Linked DNA regions of Homo sapiens: region 1 is linked to region 2. The links are chromatin loops, found by intact Hi-C in ENCODE. Cell type or tissue: prostate gland. All regions are shown on one strand. Each heading gives the region's core, and the rest is flanking DNA. Links, peaks and the distances in the headings are about the cores only. Region 1 overlaps SETBP1 (SET binding protein 1). Region 2 overlaps SETBP1 (SET binding protein 1).

Region 1 (4,396 bases), core at 278-4,277, 50 kb after region 2:
GAGGATGAACTGGTTATGAAGGACCTGGTTAACTGAATGCCATCAGGGAACTTGACTAGTCCAGAACACTGGGGGAAAAGCACAGCGAGATGATGCCATGATAACTAGAGTGCTCCAGGAAATAAGCCTCCTTGTGTCAGTGGAGAAGGGTTAGGAATAAAATGGTTCAGTTACATATTCTTATCCTTGATCAGGCCAAGGCATCTCTTCTATGAGATCGATAGTACATCTGCTTGATATGGAGGCCCACGTGCCTTTTTATTCATCTAACACCTACAAAAAGAGAAAGTCTAATCCTTTGCTAAATTGAATCGGATCAAATGTCAAAAAGGTGAATACAAAATTACCTATATAATAAGAGAAATAATGGGAAGATTTATATTGTGATTCTGCCATTGAGTCCCACGGCTCTAGGCCAGTTTACCTCCACAGTATGAGCCTCAGTTTCCACATCTTTACAACGGAAGCAACAATATTTCACATAATTGTTGGGAGGACTGAAATCATGTCAATAGAAGTACTTTGCATGCACAGTGAATATTTGAGAAATGTTTGTTTTTATTTTAATAAAGAAAAAGGAATAATGCATCTTGGGCACGGAGACATACCCATAGCATTAATTCTCTATAATCTTTATAGCCAAGTAGAATGCTAGCTGTCAGTGAAGAGGCTGAGTTGAAGGCACCTTGCATCCTGTGCTCAATTTCTTATCTCTTCCCCTCCCGCAGTCGGCTCCTCCCTGAAGAAGAGGTTCAAGCGGCGGGAGATCGAAGCCATCCAGTGCGAAGTGCGGAAGATGTGCAACTACACCAAGATCCTGTCCACCAAGAAGAACCTGGACCACGTGAACAAGATCCTGAAGGCCAAGCGGCTGCAGAGACAATCAAAAACAGGCAACAACTTCGTGAAGAAGAGGCGCGGGCGTCCCAGGAAGCAGCCCACCCAGTTCGATGAGGACTCCAGAGACCAAATGCCGGTGCTGGAAAAATGCATCGACCTGCCCAGCAAAAGAGGCCAGAAGCCCAGCCTGAGCCCGCTGGTGCTGGAGCCCGCCGCCAGCCAAGACACCATCATGGCCACCATCGAGGCGGTCATCCACATGGCCCGGGAGGCGCCGCCCCTGCCCCCGCCACCGCCGCCGCCCCTGCCGCCACCGCCGCCACCACCCCTGCCCCCGCCACCCCCTCTACCCAAGACCCCCCGAGGCGGAAAGAGGAAACACAAACCGCAGGCCCCCGCTCAGCCCCCACAGCAGTCGCCCCCGCAGCAGCCCCTTCCCCAGGAAGAGGAGGTGAAAGCCAAAAGGCAGAGGAAGTCCCGAGGGAGTGAGAGCGAGGTCCTTCCCTAGGGCGGGTCTGGGCGTCTGCACCTGGGGCCTAGGGAACTGACACGTGGGAAGCGCAGTGAGCCGGGGCGGGGGCGGAATCCCCCGCTGCAGGGACACCCACGCCCTTCTCTCCAGAAGCCGGGCAGGCAGAATCCGGCCAGACGACGGGGCTGAGCCATCAGGAGCTCTTGGGAAAGCAAAGCAGGGAGACACCTTCAGAAGAAGCTTGTCTGAGCTTCACCGCAGCTCCCACCACGCGGCGCTTCAGTACGGCTGGATCCTCCGCAGGCGAGCGGAAGGCCCCCAGGAGGAGCAGGCTGGTGGCACTCTCCTGACCTCACGCTGCCAAGGTGCGCCCTCGACTCCCGATTTCATTTGCTGGCCAGGAAAATCGAAAGGGAAACACCCTCAATTAGGAAACATTCCAAGGGGAGAAAAGCTGCAAATTGCTCAACTGGCATTGCTGTAACCCGTTCCATTTAATTGGTTTTTATTTCTTTTGATTTTCAAGCTCTGCTAAGCTTTGGGGTACCAACGTCATCTTCAGGTGACCTGAATCTTTCCCTTAACCGTACAGTTTCTCGATGGAATTGTGTGATCAGAAGGTGGAATTCTAGTGATAGGCGACCTCAGACCCGCATTCATGTTCTGTGTGCCTCTTCTATTGCACATACACTGATTTTTAGCATTGTCTATTCCTATTTTTCCTTTGCCCATTGTACTTCCATATATCTTTTCATTAACTTACTTGCTGCCTTTTTTTTTTCTTGGTACACATTTAAATAAAGTAATCCTTAACCTGTGCTGTAAAGTTCACCCTTGGCATGCTGTTCCAAGAACCTGGGTTTGAATCCCAATCGTTGTGAAACATACTCAGTATTGATAAAACCTTTTTAATAAGTGATGCAGAGCAGCCAAGGATATGTTGACCCAGATGTCAACCAGGCTATTTTTATACTTAAAACATGTCAGCAGAGCATAGGCAGAATAAAATGGTTTAAATACCCCACAGCAAATAGAGTAACTGACAAACCACCAAAAACTGAAACCCCAGACCCACCAGAAAGACAAGTGTCTAGCAATGCCTTGGTACCTGATCTTTTTCATTCAAATAATTGTCATAGGTTGTTCAAAAAAAAAAAAAAAAAGGAAACAAAAACACAATAGAAGTCCATTATCCCTTGATAATTATTTCTTAAAAGCAAATGGGAGTAAGTGTTCTTATCTGGAAAAATAAATAAATAAAATGCTCAAAGGGTATCACCACTTCAATTTTATCAAGCCACCTTGGACAAAGTATCCAAATTGTGGTTGCCTTAATAAACTAAAACATTATTGTACATAATGTAATTATAAATCTATCAGTCTGCATGGATGCAAACTGTGTGTGACAAATCGTCTTTTAAATGGTCAATTTCAGCTGTACATTTCTCATCCAAGTTGTACTCTAGCCATTGGTTTAGCGTGGACAGATACTCCATCTCTATTATCCATTTCCACAGCCCAAATAAAATATGTTAAGCAGGCTCAGAATGAATATGAAGAATTCCATTTCCGTAGATGTTTTCTAAAAGTCAGATTGTGGAAATTTCAAATAAGTATTTTCAATTTCCTCCCTCACTCCCTCTTACCTTCCCCAAGACATCAAACACCTGGCATGGTAGATTATAGAAAGAGACACTGAGAGAGAGAATTAAATTTTCTAATGGGAATTAGAATATCTGGTTTACCTCCAAATTAAGTTTCTTTACAGGAAGTTGGGACCAGCTGGAAATTGTATTATCATTTCGGAACACAATATTACTTCCTTAGAGAGAGATGGATTTTTGTTGGCAACATAAAAGAATAAGTGATGGGGTATCTATGTGAGTAAATTTTTAAATTCCAAGTTAATATGCTTGCAAACATTACTGCTGCGTTATGGCACCAAGAGTTGGTTGAAATTACCCACGTAGTCATACTCCTGTGCTCTGTCACCATGGACTTCACATCATTTGCTGCCCACTAGTTCAATCGCATTTAATCCTAGCAATATGTAAGTTTAAAGGACTGCATTCCCCTCTACTTTAAAGCTTATATCCTAGATACTCAGTTTGTGACCTTGGTTGACCTTTGGCATTTCACGCAAGTTGAACAGCAAAATCAAAGCAGCCATTTTTAATTCGTCATTCCCAAGCCCTATCTGAGTGGTTCCAAAGTCACCTGAGAGGAAGGTTTAAATTAGTCCCTCTCACCCCACCATTGCTATAAAACAGCAACGTTTTCATTCCAATTCAGCCATAAAGAGGTTTCTCTTCTTACTGGGTTTTGAAATCATTTCCTTTTTTCTTTCGTTTGCCCTTCTTCCTTCCTGTGTTGTACTATCTCTCCAACCACGTCTATAAGCAGACTCAATCTTCTTGCAGAGGAAGATGAGCTGGCACTCTGCAAACTTCTTTAATAAGGACCCAAAGTTTACTTGACATTAACCTCTAGTAGGTGAGAAATTCCAAAAAAGCTTTGGGGTACATTAGAATTTCCAAAGCTCTGAAAGATATTTCAGGAGATTTAACAGCAGAGTTGCAACTTACACGTGAATTCTGGTCTATAGTGGTCATGTGAGTTAAATTCGAATCCTCTACTTGTATGACCCTAGGAATAGATTGGAATACTGCAGAGGACCAAAGCTGAGGCATGCTAAACAGCTGCTTGGAGGTGGAAGCAAGTTCAGTCACCTACTCAGCTTCCTCTCTCCACCACCCAGTTCCTCCCTCAGTATCACATTATTTTTTTCTTCTGCTTTTCATTAACCTAACTCATCTCATCAGTACAACCATTTTCTTATTCTCTAACTACCCCCAATTCCTTTAGCCTCTCCCCACCTGTCCAAACTCAGCTCAGCCGTGGGCCAATGCAGCTTACAGACGGTTGCAGAGCTAGGAAGAAAACCCAGCTCTCCCAACCCTGATCGTGGAGGTCTCTGGCCCCCCAACACTGCCTTCTGGGGGCTGCATTTTTTTTTTTTTTTTGAGAAGAGGTCTTTTGGGATGCATGGTGCTCCACATACAGCTTCACAAAATATTTCATTAT
Region 2 (4,396 bases), core at 170-4,169:
GACCGTCATGAAGGAAGAGTTTTTTATACTCACAGTATTCCTGGGAACAGGAGGCATGGCACACCAGGCAGGGCCACTGGGGGAAGAACTAGGTCAATCAAGAGGCAAAAGGATGAAGGGAAAGTGGGGACAAAAACCTGTATTGTGGTTATCATGGGATGGAATCGGGGAGGCTGGGGAGGCAGATTTCGGATTGGCTAGTCGGAATAATTTCAGGGGCCTCCAGGGTGTAGAGATTGCCCCCAGTTGTCTGGTACCTTGCCCTGGGGTGGTGTGAGTGTGGGGAATAGTGACTCATCCTGTGAGAGCCTCATAAAGGAACTGGTTGGTAGATGTGGGCTCTGGATTGGTTCTTTTGCATGTGAAAGATGCATTCTCAAGGGAGTCCTTTGCTAGCTCTAGGAATTCACTAGCCCTGGGAGGAGCCATCTCTCCAGGATCAGCAGGATTTGTCAAAGCATCATAAAATACAGGAAGTAAAAGAAAATGTGGTATATATGCACACATACAATGGAATACTACTCAGCCATAAAAAAAATAAAATCATGTCTTTTGCAGCAAAATGGATGGAACTACCAGCCATTATCTTAAATGAAGTAACTCAGAATCAGAAAGTCAAATACTGCCTGTTCTCTATGATAAACAAGAGCTAAATAATATGTACACATGGACATAGATTGTGGACTGATAGACATTGAGGACTTGAAAGGGTGGGTGAGTGGGAGAGGGACGAGGGATGAAAAATTACCACTAAAAGCCCAGACTTCACCATTACAGAGTATAGCCATGTCATAAAGCTATACTTTGTAACTCCTAGATTTAGTCAAATGTTTTAAAATACATGCATAATACACTTGGCACTGCAGTCCTGGAAGGCGACAGGAGTAGAGTCAGTACTTAGGAAAGGCAAGGTGATGGCTTTGTCAAGCTCACAACCACCTCACACAAACTCCAGGTTGAGCCCCGTGGTGTCTGCACAGTAGAGAGCAGGATGCTGAGTCTGTGCCAGCCCCAGGCCCTGCAGCCTCCTGCCATTCCTGGAGGCTGAGATAACATGGGGGGACCCAGAGCTCACCTCCTTGGCCCCACCCTGCCTACCTGCTCTACCTTTGATAACACACCACGAAGGATGCTAGGAAAATCCGGTTGCCTCAGCCCAGTGGGAATTTGCTCTCAAACAAACAAAGGCCTGTTTGTAGAGCTGGAGTCCATTTAGACACAGACACAGACCATTTAGGATTATATCTGACTGTTTCTGACTCTTTCTTTCTTTCTTTCTTTCTTTTTTTTTGTTTTTTGTTTTTTGAGACAGAGTCTTGCTCTGTCACCCAGGCTGGAGTGCAGTGGTGTGACCTGGGCTCATCGCAACTTCTGCCTCCCGGGTTCAAGCAATACTCCTGCCTCAGCCTCCCAAGTAGCTGGGACTACAGGTGCCTGCCACCATGCCCGACTAACTTTTGTATTTTTAGTAGAGATGGGGTTTCACCATATTGGCCAGACTGGTCTCGAACTCCTGACCTCATGATCCGCCTGCCTTGGCCTCCCAAAGTCCTGGGATTACAGGCATAAGCCACCACACCCAGCCCTGACTGTTTCTGAGCAGCAGCCACTGAGCGGCTGTGCCCTGTGTCAGTTCCCAGGCATCCCCAATCCTGACATGAAGTCTGAAGCTCTGACGGTTGTGGTTGACAGACAAAACTCACCCACCATGTTTCTTTCTGCTGTGTTTTTAAATTTACTTTCAGGAAAAGGCATGTGGTGTCCAAGACACTTGGGAATACACAGATGTGTTTAAACAACTTGGTTTCTTCTCAGGTTCTGCCTTAATTCAATAATCCATTCACTCTTTCATTCAATAAGCAAAGGATGTTCGGCAGAAAAAAAAAAATTCTGAATTCTGAGACAGTACAGCAAAATGAATCATTGAGCATTGGGACTCAAATTCTCCAAGGTGGGAGGGCTGTGGAAAGCCAGTGCCTGCTGTACAATCAGCAGCCAGAATGTAGGCTGAGGGAGGTAGTAAAACAGCCTGTGCCCATCCATTAAGAAACAGCTGAGCTTCATAGGGAAAGCTTGTCCATAGCAAGGAGGTGGAGATCAGAGGAATCGGTTTCAGCCCAGGCCATCTAGTTAGGACTGGTTTAGTTTGTGGGCCACAGACTTCCTCTAGCTCTGACCTGCCACCCTGCAGGAAAGAAGCAAAGGAGGAGGAATCTGTGCTGGTGACTCAGGGCACATTCCCCAGCAAGGGAGAAATAATTCAGATTACATCCTCCTGCTGTTGGATCAGGGCAGCGCATTTCAATTTAAGCCCATACAGCCAGAGACAGGTTCATGTAGAATGGAATAAATTAATAAATATGCTGTTGTTTAACTGGGAAAGTGCTCTGGCCTAGGGACGGCTTGCTGAATTTCCTCCTGGCACACACTCAGGAAACAAAAACATCGAGGGAACTCAATGTCTGATTCTTGACAGGGTCAAGAAACAAGGACCGTATGGCATTGTTTAGTGGTTAAGACTTTGTAGCCAGGTTGCATGCATTCAAAATCTGACCCTACCACCTACTAGTTGTGGTAATAAAGGGTGAATCACTTACCTTCTCTGTGCCTCAGTTTCCTCCTCCATAAAATGAGAATGAATATAATGCTCCAACAAATAGACTTGTTGTATTAAATGATATTTAAATAAATAATAATTAATAATTAAATAATACATGAAAAGGTCTTAGAGAGTGCCTTAGCATGATGTACCTGCAATTGAAGTCTTGGCTATACCTATTACCAGCACAGTGTGTGAGATAAAGAGTTTCAGGAACTGGAATGCATGCTTCAAACAGCCAGTGGGGTGCCTGCTCCGGACTCTCTGCCTCCACATCAGGGGATTCCTGATCAGTGGCGAGCATGCCAGGGCTTGGGGAGGATGTTCTTGGAGCTAGATCAACTTGCCCTAGATTTTTCGGGGTCCAAGGCACAGTGAGTAGAAAGGAATGACCCCAAACCTGGCCAGAGCAGAAGAGGGGGAGCCTCAACAATGAGATGGAGTAGGTATCAAGGTACTAGAATAAAATCAACTTCTCAAAAGTCGTATTTCCACTCTCTACTCTAGGGGTCTGGGCAAGATGGGTTGTTCCACCAGGTGAGGTGTGTCAGGCCATCTCACATTTTGGCCCCAATTCAGAAACCTGCCCCCTCTGCCAGATCTATGGATTGGCAACTGCTGCCTAGGTCTTGATCTACCTTTACCTCCATCACCATGAAATCTTCACCTAAGAACCTAACTACAGTGAATAGGTATAAGGTGCTTAGAAGCACACTTAACCTTTCGCAGGGCCTTAAAATACAACAGACATGCACCTGCCTTTCTCGGGTGACCCTCAGCATGCCTCCAAACATCCACTCATGCCCCAAGCCTGATAAAACTGGCAGAAGGTCAGAGGGTTTTTAGAGATGTCTAAACATCTCACAAACGTGTTTGTGAGAAGTAAGAGAAGAATATTGGATTACACTTTATGCCTGTGCATCTACCTTTATCAATGTTTCACACCAACAAGCACATGTGTGATAAAAGGCAATGAGGGAGGGAGTCAGTGGCAAAATTGTGTTATAGAAACTATCTTGGGGTGAACAGAGAAAAATAGATCATAAGTATGACATACATATGCCCATAAATCATTTCTTTTACAGAGAGAAGGATAAGAGATTTGACATTTAGTCATGGGGATATTCTGTTCTTGAGTTACATGCTCTTACAAGATGTCACATGTATTCAGTCCTCATAATTACCATATGAGAAGAAGTATTACCATTTTACACTTCAGAAAACTGAGGCCAAAAGTCCTACATGCAGCCTCCACCCACAAGGAGGTTCCTTCCTAAACAGACAATCCACCCTAGCATCACTGAAAGAAAACAAACAACAAAAGAAAATACAGCCCGTACATGATAGAGCTGACCAGCTACTTTATTTTGCTTTCTAGAGGCAAACAATTAGTTTGAGCTGTTGCCGAATTTCATATGAACGGGGCTGGTGAGGGTGGGGGAGGTTTTCCCTTATACACTATTTTAGGAAAACTCATGATTGAATGTAATTTCTGCAGCTGCCATTAGAAAGCAGGATGGCAGCCACAGCGTCTAGGAGAACAGCAGGGCGGGCTAAGCCAGGGTGCAACTGAGAAACCCAGGGAAGAGAGCAGAGCCCATGCCCTAAAGTGACACCAAGGTCAGGACCCAGCCCATAGAGAAAGTGGTGGGGGAGAGTGTGGACCCCTTCAGCCCCCACCTAGGAAGGGGGAGCATCCCACAGAGTTCCCTGTCGCGGCGGAACCTTCTGTATCTTTGTTCTCTCTCCGCCACGGCTTGTAAGTATTAGCCTGATGTTGTTTACTTCTTCTCCCAA

What was found. Peaks named below come from ENCODE experiments on the same cell type or tissue, not always from the same donor. Only the 100,000 strongest peaks of a DNase experiment are listed, where the experiment ranks them.
Region 1: a loop joins it to region 2, with 1.8 times the contacts of the local background. A loop is called at or near these places in 2 of 110 quality-filtered maps.

What each region holds. Positions count from the first base shown.
Region 1 is chr18:45,062,351-45,066,746 of GRCh38, forward strand. SETBP1 (SET binding protein 1) reads left to right here. Exons shown (of 6, transcript NM_015559.3): 6 at 729-4,396. The coding sequence ends at 1,348. Among named protein-coding and RNA genes, the nearest start is that of MIR4319, 94 kb to the left of the region's middle. In prostate gland, for the core only: no CTCF peak of the experiment used is centred there; no DNase peak of the experiment used is centred there.
Region 2 is chr18:45,012,153-45,016,548 of GRCh38, forward strand. The region is part of intron 4 of SETBP1 (SET binding protein 1); the gene reads left to right. Among named protein-coding and RNA genes, the nearest start is that of MIR4319, 44 kb to the left of the region's middle. In prostate gland, for the core only: a CTCF peak has its summit at 2,188; no DNase peak of the experiment used is centred there; H3K27ac peaks cover 1,623 bases.